Regions from separate parts of the Homo sapiens genome. Here region 2 is linked to region 1. The links are chromatin loops, found by intact Hi-C in ENCODE. Cell type or tissue: heart right ventricle. All regions are shown on one strand. Each heading gives the region's core, and the rest is flanking DNA. Links, peaks and the distances in the headings are about the cores only.

Region 1 (8,913 bases), core at 443-8,442:
ATTTAACTGATCATCCACACTATATTTGATTAGGGCTGTCTCAACATCCTTTGTAGCCTGTACTACATATGCAGAATCTGAAACAATGTTAATAGGCTGATTAAAATCTTGTAACACTGAAATGACAGCAACCAATTCTGCTCTTTGAGCTGAGTGATATTGAGTTTCAGTGACTCGTTCTTTTGGCCCAGTGTAAGCTGCTTTTCCATTGCTGGAACCATCAGTAAACACCGTCAGAGCATTTCCTGGAGGTTTTTGTCTGGTAATTTTAGGTAAAATCCAAGTAGTCAATTTCAAAAACTGGAAGATTTTTGCTTTTGGGTAATGATTGTCAATAATTCCCACAAAATCAGCAATACTAATCTTCCGTGCGCCAGAATTGATAAAGGCTTCTCTAACCTGTTCCTTATTTAAAGGAACAATGATTTTATCTGGGTCATTTCCACACAATTTTACTATTCGTAGTCTTGCCTGACCAATTAATGTACCCATTTGATCTAAGTACAATGTAAAAGTCTTAACCGTACTGTGAGGAAGGAATGACAACTCCACTAGATCTGTATTTTGAACAATAATGCCTGTTGGAGAATGTGCAGTAGCAAAAATTAAAAGTTGGAGTGGGGCTAAGTGATCTATTTACTTGTGCTGACTGAATTTTTTCTTAAACTAATTCTATTTCTTTAGTTGCCCCTGGAGTTAATGTTCTTTTACTATTTAAGTCTGGATCCCCTCTCAAGATAGAGAACAAAGTTGACATGGCATAAGTACGGATGCCTAGAGTTGGCCAAATCCAATTAATATCTCCTAGCAATTTTTGAAAGTCATTTAATGTTCTTAATGTGTCTTTTCTTACTTCTACTTTTTGTGGTTTAATTTTTCTCTCCTCTACCTGCATTCCCAAATAATGAAAACGAGTGGAGGTCTGAATCTTATCAGATGCTATTGTCAGGCCTGCATTTGCAACCTCTGTCTGCAGAAATGTGTAACCGTCAATTAATTTGTCTCTTATTTCTGCAGCACACAAAATATCATCAACATAATGAATGATATAACAGTCTGAAAACTTGTCTCTAACTGGTTGAAGAACTTGAACTACAAAAGTCTGACACACAGTTGGACTATTAAGCATTCCCTGAGGCAACACTTTCCAATGAAATCTGGTGGCTGGTTCTTTATTATTTCTGGCTGGTATAGTAAAAGCAAATTTTTCAAAATCCTGTTTTGCCAGAGGAATGGTAAAAAAGCAATCCTTCAGATCAGTTATAATTAAAGGCCAATATTTGGGGATCATGGCTGGAGAGGGCAGCCCAAGTTGGAGAGGCCCCATGGGTTGAATTACTGCATTAGCGGCTCTTAAATCAGTTAGCATGTGTCATCTGCCTGTTTTTTTCTGAATTACAAACACAGGAGAATTCCAAGGCGAAAATGAAGGCTCAATATGTCCCTTTTCCAATTGTTCTTTTGCCAGTAAGTGTAAGGCTTCCAGCTTTTGTTTTGGTAGTGGCCACTGATTTACCTTTATAGGCTTTTCTGTTTTCCAAGTTGATGGAATGGGTTTTGGAGGCTCTACAGTGGCCACCCTTAAGAAGGATACCTTAGTCCTTTTCTTTCTGGATTTCCCTTAGCCTCAATTGGAACTTTAATGCCTTCTCCATTTTTGCCTAGTCCTTTGCCAGGGAGATATCCCATTTTAGTCATGATTTTTTGACTCGTGGGGCTGTATAGAGAGACTGGAATGGTAATCTCTGCATGCCACTGTTCTAATAAGTCTTGGCCCCATAAATTAATTGGAATAGAAGTAATCATAGGCTGAACTGTACTCTCTTGATTATCAGGTCCTAGACGATGTAAAATCCTGGCACTTTGATACACTTCTGAGGCAGTGCCCACACCAACAAGTCCTGTAACAGGCTTTTGTTTAGGCTGATTTTTTGGTCATTGATTTAAGGCAATGAGAGAAACATCAGCCCCAGTATCCACTAATCCTTCAAACTGTTTTCCCTGAATAGTAACTGTACACACAGGTCTATTCTCTGAGAGCTGACTAGCCCAATAAACAGCTTTTCCAGCAGGGTTGGTACTTCCAAACCCTCCTGTTCTTTCTGTTTTGTTATCCCCAATTTTAATATAAGGCAAGAGCAGTAATTGAGCAATTCTATCACCTGGATTGGCACTCCAGGGAACAGTAGAGCTGATCACTAACTGAATTTCCCCTTTATAATCTGAGTCAATTACCCCAGTATAAATTTGAACTCCTTTCAAATTTAGACTAGATCTTCCTAAAATAAGGCCTACCATCCCTTCTGGCAGTGGGCCATATACCCCTGTAGGAATCTTTTGCGGGGGCTCTCCAGGGAGTAAAGAAATCATTTGAGCAGAACATAAATCTACTGCAGCGCTGCCTGCTGTGGCAGGGGATAGTTGTTGTATTGTTGTAATTGGCTGATTTCCTGAAATGGTGGTATTTACTGTGGGGGTTGTTGTCCCTGAAAACCCTGAGGAACAAATGGCTGAATCGGGAATGCCCCACTTTGTTGCGGGGCCTGGGGCTGGCCCCTCTTCCCATTTCCCGACAATGGCTGTCCAATTTCATCAAATTTAGAAAGACATTCCTTAGCCCAATATTTTCCTTTTCCACATCTTGGACACAGGCCAGGTGGCTCTTTTTTTTTTTTTTTTTTTGCTCTGTTTATTTAAGCCTAGGCAATTCTTTTTTAGATGTCCGATTTGACCACAATTATAACATTTTTCCCCAAATGTTTTAACTTGTCCTCCTAAAGCAACCCCTGTAATTGCTTGAGCCAATAACATTGCCTTACGCATAGCTCCTCCAATCCCATCACAAGCCTTCACATATTCTGTAATTACATCAACTCCTGCTGAAACCTTTCCTCTTAATGGCTTTATGGCCGATTGACATTCTGGATTTTCATTTTGATAAGCTATTATTTCTACAGTAACTTTTCGGGCGTTATTATCTGCAATGGATTTTTGAGCTGCATCTTGCAACCTTGCCACAAAGTCTGGATATGGATCTTTAGAGCCTTATCTGATTGAACTAAAAGCAGAGCAGGAGGTTCCTGGGTCCTGAATCTTTTCCCAGGCCCTGAGGCAAATAGCCCTTAGTTGTTCAGTAGCCTCATTTTGCATTACTGATTGTTGGTTAATAGTGCCCCAATTTGGACCTGTTCCTGGTAATTGGTCTGCATCTATATAAGCAACAGGATTAGTAGCCTGATTTTTTCATACCTGTTCATGTACCCCATCAATCCACCAGGTTTTAAACTGTAGATACTGAGAGGGTGAAAGGGAAGATTTAGCCAAAATTTCCCAATTATAAGGAATAAGTCTATTTCCATGAGCAATGGAATCTAATAATGTTCTCATATAAGGAGAGTTAGGTCCATATTGTTTAACTCCTTCCTTCATATCTTTTAACATTTTTGTGGTGAAAGATTCATATCTGGTCTCAGTTCAGACAGACGCTCCTGCTTGACTCCCTTTCCCGGCCGGCATCGGTTGTAACATTACCAGATATTGCCATGCCTCAAGATCTCCCTGTTTTCTGGCTGTAGCAATGGTCTCATGCAGTGCACTATCTTGTCCACTAGGTGGTACTGTAAGATCAAACGCCATCGCCGTGGGTTGTTGATATAGTGCCTTGCTATTTGGCACAGGACGCACCTCCTGAGATCCATACTGAACCTCTGGAGACGGCCGATACTGAAATTCGGCTGGCGGCTGGTGTTGATAAACTACCGATGGTTGGGTTTATTTTCTACTGGCTGGTATTGCGGATACTGTGCCTGGATTGGCATTTGAGATTGTGACATCACAGGCATCTGAACCGCGGGAGAAGGGGTTGGTGGCCATCTTGGTCTAAACTCTGATGGCCCAAATAATTCTGGAACTCCTTCTCCCAATTTTGATGATTCAGGATACATTACCTCCTGTAATTGATTATAGTCAACATTTTGCATTGACCGAACCATTACAGGCTCTACTGCATTTTTACAATGTGTACTTTCCATTCCTTTCTTAAAGTCTGTTCCTGCCTCTTCTTCACAATCTATTACACAGCTTTCAGGGGCATCAAAGACTGAAACGCCATCTTCTTCTATTTGAAATTGTTCTAAAATTGCTTTAATAATGGCCCAATCATTCCATGCTGTAAGTGGGATGATCTTACCTTCCCTAGTTGCTTGTTGTAGTTCTTTGCCAATTTTTTCCCCATCATTTAAATCTAAAATTCCCTGTTCTGGAAACCATGGGCGGAATTGTTCTATTGCTTGAAATAGCGTAACTAGATTTTCTGTAGAAGCTTTAACTCCCCCTCTTCTTAAGAGAATTTTAATGAAGCTGAGATAAGAAGCATATTTACTTTCAGTTTGCCCCATTGTTACCCTGGATTCCTCCGAGCGCACAAGCTTACCTCAAGGCTGACTGTGGACGTACTCGGGAATCTCTCGTCGGCTGTCCTCAATGCTCACGTTCTTAGGGTACCTTCACCCTAGAGAAGGGCCCCATGTTGGGCACCAGATGAAGGGATGGCCTGCCCCTCCACACCTGTGGGTATTTCAAGTCGGGTGGGATGAGAGACGGAGAAAATAAATAAGACACAAAGTATAGAGAAACAACAGTGGGCCCAGAGGACCGGCACTCAGCACACCAAGGACCTGCACAGGCACCGGCCTCTGAGTTCCCTCAGTTTTTATTGATTATGATTTTCATTATTTCAGCAAAAAGAAATGTAGTAGGAGAGCAGGGTGATAATAAGGAGAAAGTCAACAAAAAACGTGAGCAAAATAATCTATATCATAATTAAGTTCAAGGGAAGGTACTATGCCTGGATGTGCACGTAGGCCAGATTTATGTGTCTCTCCACCCAAACGTCTCAGTGGAGTAAAGAATAACAAGGCAGCATTGCTGCAAACATGTCTCGCCTCCTGCCACAGGGCAGCTTTTCTCCTATCTCAGAGTTGAACAAATGTACAATCGGGTTTTACACCGAGACATTCAGTTCCCAGGGGCAAGCAGGAGACAGTGGCCTTCCTCCATCTCAACTGCAAGAGGCTTTCCTCTTTTACTAATCCACCTCAGCACAGACCCTTTACGGGTATCGGGCTGGGGGACAGTCAGGTCTTTCGCATCCCATGAGGCCATATTTCAGACTATCACATGGGGAGAAACCTTGGACAATACCTTGCTCTCAAGGGCAGAGGTCGCTGCGGCTTTCCACAGTGTATTATGCCCCTGGTTTGTTGAGACTAGAGAATGGTGATGACTTTTACCAAGTATACTGCTTGTAAACATTTTGTTAACAAGGCACGTCCTGCACAGACCTAGATCCCTTAAACCTTGATTTCATACAACACATGTTTTTGTGAGCTCCAGGTTGGGTCAAAGTAGCTGGGGCAAAGTGGCTGGGGCAAAGCAACAAATTAACAACATCTAAGCAAAGCAATTATTTAAAGTACAGGTCCTTTTCAAAATGGAGTCTCTTATGTCTTCCCTTTCTACATAGACACAGTGACAGTCTGATCTCTCTTTTCCCTACACAAATAAAGAACCCAGTAACTTTTCTCATTGCTCAGGAGATTGAAGGGGTAGGAAGAAAAGATGTTAGGTTATAAACATGTTTCAGTTTTGTTACCACTTGAACCAATTTATGTTTTGAAGAGGAAAGAGTCTTGCCTACAAAGTCAGCCCCTGGGTTTTCCTTCTGCTTATGGAATCCAGGGAATGGGCAAAGAGAAAAAGAAAACTAAGGAATCAGCCAGATGCAGTGGCTCATGCTTGTAATCTTGGCACTTTGGGAGGCTGAGGCAGGTGGACTTCTTGAGTCCAGGAGTTCAAGACCAGCCTGGCCCACATAGTGAGACCCCGTTTCTACAAAAAATACAAAAAGTTGCTGAGCATGGTGGCATGCACCTGTAGTCCCAGTTACTTGGGAGGCTGAGGTGGGAGAACTACTTCAGCCCAGGAGGTTGAGGCTGCAGTGAGCCATGATTGTGCCACTATACTCCAGCCTTGGTGACAGAGTGAGGCCCTGGCTCAAAAGAAAACAAAAAAGATAAGAAAAAGAAAACTAGGGAATCTGGACAGAATAAGTTTATATATATAATAAAGAACTGAGATAGAACTGGGTTGACTGAATAATTATTTGAATTGCTTTTGAGTGAATTTTTCCTATTGGAGTCTACCTTTGTGTGTGTGTGTGTGTGTGTGTGTGTGTGTGTGTGTGTGTGTGAGCTTTTTTGTTTTTTTTTTTGGTTTTTTTTTGGTTTAGTTTTGTCTTTGTGTTTTTTTGAGACTGGGCCTTGCTCTGTTGCCCAGGCTGCTGGAGTGCGGTGGCACGATCTCAGCTCACTGCAACCTCTGACTCCTGGGTTCAAGCAATTCTTCTGCCTCAGCCTCCCCAGAAGCTGGGACTACTGGGCATGTACCACCAAGCCCAGCTAATTTTTGTATTTTTAGTAGAGATGGGGTTTCACCATGTTGGCCAGGCCTGGTCTTGAACTCCTGGGCTCAAGTGATCCACCTGCCTCAGCATCCCAAAGTGCTGGGATTACAGCTGTGAGCCCCTGCACCCAGCTAGAGTCTACCTTTCTTTGAATTCATTGCAGTGCAAAGACTGGGACATGTGGAACTCCAGGTGTATATGGGTTATGTAGAGACGCTAGGGGCTGATTAAGGAAGGAAAGATATGAGAAGCCTGCAGAGCATGCTTTCCCAGACTGTATGGGCCCTGGGAAGGGAGAAGTGGACAGAAAGGGAACACTAGGTGCCCTGGAAGAGAAGATTCATCCAAGTCATCAGGGAAGTTACTAAAGCAAGGGAAAAAATGCAGAGACGGGGACAAACACGCTTCTTCCAAGTCCTTTCTGTCCGCTCAGTCACCTCTATGCTTATTTTTCTTCTTTCCCGTAAGTAGTGTCATGCGTTTTCTTCCCATTCCTAGTCACTCCTAGTCAACTAACTCCTCTCTTTACCATCTTTTCATCAGAACTTGAATCCTCCTCTCCTTTATGTATTAGTGATCGTGTTTCTCCATAATACTGCTAGAAACAAGAATTGAAACCTGGAAAACCTGCATTTGAGAACCAGATCTGCCTCTGCTAGCTATTTGAGAAGTGATTTTGTTCCATTCTTTTTGTTGTTGTCGAAACAGGGTGTCATTCTGTCGCCCAGGCTGGAGTGCAGTGGTTCAATCTTGGCTCACTGCAGCCTCAACCTCCTGGGCTCAAGCAATCCTTCCACATCAGCCTCCTGAGTAGCTGAGACTACAGGTGTGTGCCACCACAGCTGGCTAATTTTTAATGGTTTTTTTTTTTTGTTTACTTTTTTTTTTGTAGAGATGGGGTCTTCAGTGCCCCATTGCTCAAACCTCTAGGGGAGCACGCAGACAGGCAGCGAGCCCCATGGCAGTGTCCAGGGGTGAATGTTTATAGTTGAAGCACCAGTGGGCGTGTGTTACAGAGTGCTCTTTTAGTTTAGCCATCTGTAGGTAGCTTGTGTTAGTCGGCTCAATTAGAGCTCCGCCTTATTGCAAGGACAGAGGACTCTCTTTGTCCTGGGGTTCTTGCCATGGTGTACCGGAAGTGGTGCGATCTCAGCTCACTGCAAGCTCCACCTCCAGGGTTCATGCCATTCTCCTGCCTCAGCCTCCCGAGTAGCTGGGACTACAGGTGCCCACCACCAAGCCCGGCTAATTTTTTTGTATTTTTAGTAGAGATGAGGTTTCACTGTGTTAGCCAGGATGGTTTGGATCTCCTGACCTCGTGATCTGCCCACCTCGGCCTCCCAAAGTGCTGGGATTACAGGCATGAGAGTGCAAGGTTTTATTGAGTGGAAGTATCTCTCAGCAGATGGGGGAGCCAGAAGGGAGGTGGTTTACCCCTGGAGTCGGGCGAGTGGCCTGACTCTTCTCCGAATGTCCCAGCCAAACTGTGCGTTGTTCTGCCAGTCAGTGGCCTGCGGTGTGCCGGTGCCCATTGGTGCCTTCCTCTTGATGTCCAGCGCCCTTGTGTTCCTCCGCTGATGTGCTCCTCTCGAAGTCCAGCTGCCTGTGTGTCTGCCTGCTAGGGTCTCAGGGTTTTTATAGGCACAGAATGGGAGTGTGGCAGCCAGGGTGGTCTTGGGAAATGCAACATTTGGGCAGGAAAACAAAAATGCCTGTCCTCACCTAGGTCCGTGGGCACAGGCCCTGGGGTGGAGCCCTAGCCAGGGACCACACCCTCCTCTACCCAGTACTTCCCTTCCTCACTTCCATATCATTTAAAAGGACCACATTCTTCCCTTCCGAGCACTTCCCTTCTGTATCACAAAGTGCTGGGATTATAGGCATGAGCCACTGGTCCCAGCCAATTCCGTTCTTTTAATGCAAACTAGAAAATAGGTGTTCAGAAAGGCCTGCCCTATCCACCTCAAGGAGTTGCTATGAAGATCAAATTAGATCATGTGCAACAGAAGTTTAGAAAGGTTTCCTAAAGCACTGTGCAATGGGAATGTATTTTTAAACTCCACTGAGTGGACTTAAAACTATGTTTTATTTTTTTCTTTCTTTCTTTTTTTTTGTTTGAGACAGAGTTTCACTCTTGTTTCCTAGGCTGGAGTGCCACGATGCCATCTTGGCTTACTGCAACCTCTGCCTCCCAGGTTCAAGTGGTTCTCTGCCTCAGCCACCGGAGTAGCTGGGATTACAGACACTCGCCACCATGCCTGGCTAATTTCTTTCTTTCTTTTGTTTTTGTCTTTTTAGTAGAGATGTGGTTTCACAGTGTCGGCCAGGCTGGTCTCGAACCCCTGACCTTAGGTGATTCACCCACCTTGGCCTCCCAGAGTGCTGGGATTAAGGCTTGAGCCACCGCACCCCACCTGTGTTTCTTTTTTAAGCAAGAAAACAAATGTCTC
Region 2 (8,913 bases), core at 458-8,457, 130 kb after region 1:
AGCAAAACCTCCTGGCTGTTTGCATCTGTGCGAGAGCTCGCAGGAAAAGCCCTCTGTGTGGCTGCCAGCCTCACACACTACCCCCAAGGGATGAGTTTCTCTTTCCATGTTAATCTATGTTCTGACATGCCATCTGTCAACCACCACACCATTCTCAGTTGACATTTCGAAGCATCTTTGCCCTGTGAATGGTCACCAGCCCTGCCCTGCAAGCGCCCAGGTGACATTGAACTTAAATGAGAGAGAAAACAGGTTTCGGGGTGGATTTCCATTCAGCATCTTGGAGTCTCTGTGTGGACATGAAATCTGTCTCCCCAGCTGTGGGCTGCATCCTTGTTTGTCATCTGGTTTGGTTCTCGGGGACTTGGAAACTAGTGGGCACCTTTGCAATTTGTCAAGGAGTTGCAGGGCCCTTCCAACAAAAGCAAGCAATAGGAACAGAATCCCAAGGCTTCAGATCAAGGTGCAACTTAAAGCAGCCTCAGTGTAAAAGCAAACAGGAGTCAGAGGGATGCCTAAGGCAGAGTCTAGTCCCCAGGGCAGCTATAAGGCAAAGAGAAAGAGAGAGAGAGAGAGAGACAGAGACAGAGAGAGAGACAGAGACAGAAAGACAGAGAGATGGGAGGAAACATGAGGCACCCAGGCCTCTGCATCAAAATCCCTACAAGTGGGGCTTCCTAAAAATGCAGGAGGCTGAGGTGGGTGCACACAGATGTTCAAGACTAGCGTGGGCAGCATAGCAAGACCCTCTCTTTACAAAAAATACAAAAATCAGCCGGGTGTGGTGGTGTTTGCCTGTGTTCCCAGCTACCCAGAAGGCTGAGATGGGAGGATGGCTTGAGCCCAGGAGGTAGAGGCTGCAGTGAGCCAAGATAGCACCACAGCACTCCGGCCTGGGCAACAGAGTGAGATTTCATCTCAAAAAAATTTAAAAAAATTTTAAAAAGGATCACCCTGGCTACCTGAATGGATGGTATGAAGGTAAGAGCAGAAGCAAGGAGACCAGCAGGGAGATTCTGCAGGTGGCAGTCCACAGTGGCTCAGACCAGGCTGGTGCTGAAGACCGGCTGGATTCTGTATATATTTTGATGATGAAGCAACTCACTGACTCTCGAAGAGTGGGCTCTAGGAGACTGTATTTTTAACAAGCTCTCAGAGGATTCCAATGCAGGCTGAAGTTGAAGAACTCCTGACTTAGGTGAAGCTTCTGTTTCATCCTTGGGGAAGTACCTACTGAGTTTTCTCCAAGCCACCTAAAAGAGGCGTCAGACAAGATGTGCTCCAATGTCTGAACATGCGTGCACAGCTCTAGAGCCGAGCTCAGGGCACTGAGTCAAAGGTTAGGAGTACAACAGTGAAAACCCACCGTCCTCTTTTCAATGAGCTTTGCATTTAATGAGAGAAATGAAAAGCAAAAAAAAAAAAAATCATTTTCAATTCAGACTGGTAAGAGTTATGGTGACAGTATGCCTGGGGCAATGGGAGCACATAGAAGGGGCACCCAATCGACCAGGTGCAGTTGTTCATGCCTGTAATCCCAGCACTTTGAGAGGCCAAGGTGAGTGGATCACTTGAGGCTAGGAGTTCGAAAACAGCCTGGCCAACATGGTGAAATCCTGTCTTTACTAAAAATACAAAAACATTAGCTGGATGTGGTGGCGGGCACCTGTAATTCCAGATACTCAGAAGGCTGCGGTGGGAGAACTGCTTGAACCCGGGAGGCGGAGATTGCAGTGAGCCAAGATCGTGCCAGTGCACTCCAGCCTGGATGGCCAGAGCGAGACTCCGTCAAAAAAAAAAAAAAAAAAAAAAAGCTCGGAGGTGGGTGGGCATGCAATCTATATCAGGTGGTCAGAAATCCTTATCCATCACAGGACTCCTCAGTTGAAGACTAGAAAATGGTAGGGATTAGCCAGGTCGATAGGAGAGGTGTGGAAGATCATTCCCAGCAGAGGGAAGAGCATGTGCAAAAATCGAGACATGAGAGAGTGAGGAGCTGAGAGATGTTCATATAATTGTAAAAAGTGACTAATGTAGAGGTAAGTTGGAGCCAAATCTTAAAGGCTCTTTGTCGTGTTTATCCTGTAGACAAAGGGAGACAGTAGATGTTTTCAGGCAGGGGAGTAATGATCCACTTTGTGCTATGAAAAGAGAAGTCTGGCTGGAGGAGAGTGGGAGGTGAGTAGACCAGGTAGGAGGCTGCAATACACCAAGTGAGACAAGATGGTTGTCTGGACCAAGGCTGTGGCAGTGAGGATGGAGAGGAGACAGTAGACTAACTTGACTGAGAAAGAGGGAGGAATGAAGGATGAGGCCCAGGTGTTTTGGAAGCTGGGTGGATGGTGGTGTGAATCTGACGTGGTGAGCCCAGGCAGAAGAGGAAATCAGGAGAGGAAAGGTAAGATGAGGTCAATGCAAGACAGACAGCCAAGTGGAGATAACAACTGGGCAGTTGGATTCATCAGCCTGGAGTTATACAGAGAGCTCTGGAATGGAAATAAAGAGGAAAGGACTTTGGGAATAGGTGAATCCTCCCAGAATAATGTGTAGAGAAAGGAGAATAGAACACAGGGGACAGAAAAAGGGAAGAGATTTGTTATTAAAACCAACCATCCATCAGACATCTTCCAATAAAACACTTGTGAGAGGTTTCCTCAGTGTGAGTTATTCAGGACCAGAGCTAAAGACCATATTCCCAATAACATCACTGCTGGGAAGGTCTTCATGAAAACATTTAATGCTGCTTTTAAAACAACAACAGCAACAAAAAGACTTTAGCTACTGCACAGACCCTGGAGCAATTTTTCGGCAAGAGTCTATCAAACATGAATCTGATCTGACTCAAGGAGGTGTCATATCAAGTGAAAAAATCCAATTCCAATGTCCATAAGAGCCTTTCTGCCAGGTACAAGACTCCAATCCAGTTGAGTGATTTTCTATTGATTAATAGGCTGGGAATACACAGGTTGTTGGTTTTTGAGATTTCCCTCCCTGTGCTTTCATGCCAGCTGTGAAAGAGTCAAAAGGCTCCTAACTGTCAAAATAAAAATGACACTTGGTCACAGAGGAAACAGATTATAGGTCAATTGCATTGATGACTTTTTAAATATGAGAAGCCATTAATGTTACTGAGTAAGCAAATCTGTTTGCATAACCAGATTTTTATAGGCTACTGGGAATAAAGGTTTTCCTAAGTGGGCGATTTGTACAACGATAGCATTTGGGTCTCTGATGGAACAGCTCTGATGAGGAAATGTTCCTTTAATTATGTGGAAGGCCAATTACCACTTTATAGCCACATTGTTTTGCAGATTGCATATAATTTCACCATTTCCATAGCTTCAGCACTATAATTCTGGAGAAAATTCAGGCACCAAGAAGACACTTGAGGCACATTATGCTGGAGACAAAGATGTTTTAACAAATTCAATTTAAGCTTCAACATTAAAGTTATTTTGTTGAATAAAGCATAATGCAATAATGACCTTGTGTATATCAACTGTATGATGGAGGTAATAATAGCTAGAGAGAGCGTGTCCCATCTCCTCTTTTTAACGCTCATTTGAGTAATACATAATGTTATAGAGAGAACTTTTCTCTAATATGTGCTTCATCTCAGGCTAAGCGTGTTTTGTGCAACTGTGCTTCATGAAAAAAAAGGTAAAGGATCTAATTTGGGAGCCATTCACAAAAGTGCTACCACTTGATGTTTTCTATACTCTGAGATTTCCTATTCCCAGTGCCTACCAGGAATGGACTTTCTGGAGAAGCTCAGATTAATCACTCCTTATGAGAGGTGACAGCATGCTGGCAGCCCTCACAGCCCTCGCTCACTTTCAGCGCCTCTTTTGCCTGGGCTCCCACTTTGGCGGCACTTGAGGAGCCCTTCAGCCCACAGCTGCATGGTGGGAGCCCCTTTCTGGGCTGGCCAAGGTCAGAGCTGGCTCCCTCAGCTTGCAGGGAGGTGTGGAGGGAGAGGCATGAGCTGGAACTGGGGCTACGCATGCTGCTTGCCTGCCGGCTGGAGTTCTGGGTGGGCGTGGGCTTGGTGGCCCCGCACTAGGAGCTGCCGACCAGCCTTGCATGCCCGGGCAGTGAGGGGCTTAACACCTGGGCCAGCAGCTGCTGTGCTCGACTTCTCGCCGGGCCTTAGCTGCCTCCCCGTGGGGCAGGGCTCGGGACCTGCAGCCCGCCATTCCTTAGCCTCCACCCTCCGTGGGCTCCTGCGTGGCCCGAGCCTCTCTGATGAGCACCACCCCCTGCTCCATGGTGCCCAGTCCCATCGACCACCCAAGGGCTGAGGAGTGTGGGCGCATGGAGAGGGACTGGCAGGCAGCTCCACCTGCAGCTCCTGTGCGGGATCCACTGGATGAAGCCAGCTGGGCTCCTGAGTCTGGTGGGGACTTGTAGAACATTTATGTCTAGCTAAGAGATTGTAAATACACCAGTCGGCACTCTGTATCTAGCTCAAGGTTTGTAAACACACCAATCAGCAACCTGTGTCTAGCTCAGGGTTTGTGAATGCATCAATTGACACTCTATATCTAGCTACTATGGTGGGGACTTGGAGAACCTTTGTGTGGACACTCTGAATCTAGCTAATCTAGTGGGGATGTGGTGAGCCTTTGTGTCTAGCTCAGGGATTGTAAACGCACCAATCAGTGCCCTGTCAAAACAGACCACTCAGGCTCTCTGTAAAATGGACCAATCAGCAGGATGTGAGTGGGGCCAGGTAAGAGAATAAAAGCAGGCTGCCCGAGCCAGCAGTGGCAACCTGCTGGGGTCCCCTTCCACACTGTGGAAGCTTTGTTCTTTCGCTCTTTGCAATAAATCTTGTTGCTTCTCACTGTTTGGGTCCACACTGCCTTTATGAGTTGTAACACTCACCAAGAAGGTCTGCAGCTTCACTCCTGAAGCCAGTGAGACCATGAACCCACTGGGAGAAATGAACAACTCCAGACGTGCAGCCTTAAGAGCTGTAACACTCACCATGAAGTTCTGCAGCTTCACTCCTGAGCCAGTGAGACCACGAACCCCACCAGAAGGAAGAAGCTTCAAACACATCTGAACATCAGAAGGAACAAACTCCAGACACGCCACCTTTAAGAACTGTAACACTCACCAGGAGGGTCCGTGGCTTCATTCTTGAAGTCAGTGAGACCAAGAACCCACCAATTCCAGACACACTTATACACTTGGCACTGGGAGGTCTGTATGGAGCAAGTGAAGAAATCAGCAGATTGAAGATAGAGTGAGAACAACATGATGGGGGAAAGGCAAAGTTACTACCATGTTGGTTTCAATTCTGCCACTCATGAGTGAGACCCATGACCTCCTCTCTCTAGGACTCTGTTGTTCTTATCTGTAGAGTGGAGGAATAGAAGGGCCTTTTAAAGTATTAACATTTCCTGACCTATCTGTAAAACACTTTCATTCAGACTGATGGGAATCTTGACTACTTTGCCAATAGGACATAATAATCATCAAGCTGAACGCACCAAACAACATTGCCTGAAACTATCTAAACAAAAACTGAGAAAGTTACACAGGACAGACAAACCTCCTCTAAGAGTAAGAACTCTTCAGCACATGTTTAGTGTGTCAAAGACAATGCTGTGTTCACACCATTCCTCTTCCTGGATATGCAGAAAGACTACATTTCCCAGCCTTACTTGCAGTTAGTTTGGAACCATGTGACTGCATTTCCACCAATAGGAATGTAAGAAATAACTTCAGGCCAAGGTTATCAAAGGCAAGGGTGAGCTATGTTCCCTCTCTTCCTATCCATATGGCTACAAGTGAAAAACTCTGAGATGGCAGAATTAAAAGATGGAAACCTCCAGAATCTCTGAATCACTGTTGGACAAGGGCCCCCAAGGAGAACACCTGCCCTGCACCAGACTATGCTATGAATGCCAACCCACTGAGAGTTCAGGGTTTATTGGTCTCAGCAGCAGTCTGCTGTTACACTGACTAACATCTTAAGGTTTGAGAGATCTAGCATATTGTTAATTGAAGCTAGATTTCAATTACACTGAGAAACTTATCTATTTAAAAATAAAAACTCTCCTAAAAAAAAAATCCACATTCCTTTTAACAACGTGGCAAATTTGCAAAAAAAAAAAAAAAAAAAAACTGGCCACATATTAGGCCATAAAGAAGTCTCAACAAAATCCACTATACGATTGACATTGTCCAGACCACATTTTCCTGACCATAATGCAACAAAATTAGAAGTCAACAGCAAGAAGATAGCTAAACACAAGCATACATTAGGAAAATTAAAAACATCCTTTCATGAGTTAAATGAAAAATCACAATAGAAATTACTAAACATTTACAACTGAACGAAAACACAACTTTATATATATATATATATATATATATATATATATTTGTGTGTGTGAGTCTTCCAACTTTGTTCTTCTTTTACAAGGTTATTTGGGAAATTCTGGGTCTCCTGCAATTCCTCATACAGTTTTATGTTGTTTGTCAATTTCTGTGGCTGGGATGAACTTATCGTAGTTCTCATATACCAGGGTTTGCACGTCGCTGTCTAGAGCCCGGATCTGCTGCACCATGTCTGTCTCACTGTCCATCAGCTGGGCCAGAGGGCACTCTCTAGGCAGCTTGTCTAGGTAAACTTCCGGGTCGAAGTGCGCCCCGTTCAGATCAGTGGGGTCCAGGGGGTCGGGCCCTGTGGGGAGTCCCACAGCCTCCCCTTCCCAAAGGCCGTTGTAAAGCTTTAGCATCCTGTGCGCCTTCCGCCGACGCTCCGTGAGACTCCACATCGGGCCCTTCTGGTGGGTCCCCAGGTCCACACGCCGGGCTAGGCGCACTGACAGCTACTGCCGCCATAGCTCCAACTGCAGCCCAGGGGCGTAACTTTTTATATTTTTAAGTTGGATATATGGAGCTACTTGGCTTTTGCTTTCATCACATCGTTGAGGAAAGAGGTGGTTGCTTATGGTACCCCTGTTTTTACTGCAACCTGTAATGGATGAGAACCTCCCTGTTGCAGAGAGCAAAACACTGAATTAAATTGTGCTGTAACACAGCCCTGTGTTGGGGGATTGGGAGTTATCATGCAAACGCTTGCAAATTTGCACAGTGACAGAGACAATAGTTTGGGCAGCTGTTCACTATATGAAAAGGCAATTGACCAAAAGTCAGTTACTGAGCTATCTCAATACTTTCATTTTATTTTAACTTTTGGCAACAGGGTGCAATTAAAGGAGAGAAAGAAAACAAAGTGATAAGTGTAAGATAATGCACACACATGTGTAAAAGAAAATGACAAGACAGGATGACTATTAGTCTCTTGGTTAGCTCCTTGGGCTCTATGTCTCCTTCCTCAGAGAACCTCGTTTTCCTTTGTCCAGATTTGTTAGGGTGGATAATCCAGGCGCTTGCTCCCCCATGATGGAAGCCAAAGACGTCCCTGGAGCCGCCTCCCATTGCACCCTTTCCTGCACTGCCCACATGGACACAACTCAGTCAATTAGACTTCCTCTCGGAACTTTAGTCTTGAGCAAAGGGATTAAAGGGTGAAGTGACTAAAGGTATGCCCTTCCAAAGTGGTACGTGAGCTAATGGCTAAAGTTTGCCAAGCCCATCCAAGCACATTTTTTCGTAATTTTTATTTATTTTATTTTTAAGACAGAGTCTTGCTCTGTTGCCCAGGCTGGAGTGCAGTGGCGTGATCTCGGTTCACTGCAACCTCTGTCTCCCGGCTTCAAATGAGTCTCCTGCCTCAGCCTCCCCAGTAGCTAGGATTAACAGCCATACGCCCCCATGCCTGGCTAATTTTTTTTTTTTTTTTGTATTTTTATTAGAGACAGGGTTTCACCATGTTGGCCAGGCTGGTCTCGAACTCCTGACGTTGTGATTCGCCTGCCTCAGCCTCCCAAAGGACTGCGATTACATGCGTGAGCCACCGCGCCCAGCTTCCAAAAGTTTTAAGCAGAGCTCAGAGGTCTTAAGCACAGGCACATCAGAGGAGCATTTTTGAAATGCTTTCCAGCTTCCTCAATAGGAATGGAAGCCAAATTCCGAATTGATGACTCCTTTGAGGAAGTCGAGAGCTGTAACGAAAGCCAGGAACAGGGGCAAGGGAGGGATGCGTCCCGAATGATCCTGTGCCAATTCTTTCTGGAATCCTTGATGTGATCTCAGCTGCCCTTTCTATACATGACACAGTGATTGTGGCACCCACTGGTCTAGCTGTGGTCTACAAGGAACCCCCAAAGGGAAGGGCACGGTGAGCAGGGCCATCGGCCTGAGTGACGAGGATTTGAGAGGTCAGGTTGGCTGCAGGGAGAGGACTGGCCAAATGCCTTGTGTCTGGACTTAGACTGCCTGGTTCAAATTGGACTTCACCCTTTGTGACTTCGTGATCTGGTACAAGCTACTTGAAAATCTGTTGCGCCTTTTCTGGTCTGTAAAATCATCATGAAATGTGCACTAATAACGTGGAGACTATGCAGATGAAATGAAACCAGCTGCATAGAGCACAGAGCTCAGAGCCTGGCCTTTAGGAAGCCCTCAGTAAGGGTTCATGATGCCATGGTGTCTGTCGTCATCCTCTTTATCCTCATCATCACCTTCATAATCTCTTTGTTGTTTTAGGGAATAATTTAGAGGGACTGATTCCCTGCTATCATGGGTGAGATGTCTATGAAAAGGACAACCAGTGGGGGAGGAAAGGAAAATTTTGAATAAGATTTCTGAGACCCCCCAGCACAACCAAGAACAGAAACTCCACAGTCTGCTGAGCACAGAGTTTGCATATTGGTCTCCTCACATCTGCCCAGCGCATTCTCCTGTTTGTCCTGAGGAGGAGGAAACAAACAAGCCTCCCGACCGTCCCTCAGCACTCACTTGAAGGGGTAGCCTGCCGCTCCACACTTGTGG

The links. Hi-C counts contacts between places; a loop is a spot of excess contacts. Peaks named below come from ENCODE experiments on the same cell type or tissue, not always from the same donor. Only the 100,000 strongest peaks of a DNase experiment are listed, where the experiment ranks them.
Region 2: it touches region 1 in a loop (7-fold over the local background); 40 of 110 quality-filtered maps call a loop at or near these places.

The regions. Positions count from the first base shown.
Region 1 is chr4:9,654,601-9,663,513 of GRCh38, reverse strand. It overlaps LOC124900660 (a long non-coding RNA gene), which reads right to left and starts at 4,489. Exons shown (of 5, transcript XR_007058019.1): 1 at 1-4,489. In heart right ventricle, for the core only: a CTCF peak has its summit at 3,557; DNase peaks (open chromatin) are centred at 2,425 and 3,663.
Region 2 is chr4:9,519,855-9,528,767 of GRCh38, reverse strand. It overlaps the pseudogene VPS51P18. Among named protein-coding and RNA genes, the nearest start is that of MIR548I2, 32 kb to the left of the region's middle. RefSeq lists an enhancer at 1-88. In heart right ventricle, for the core only: no CTCF peak of the experiment used is centred there; no DNase peak of the experiment used is centred there.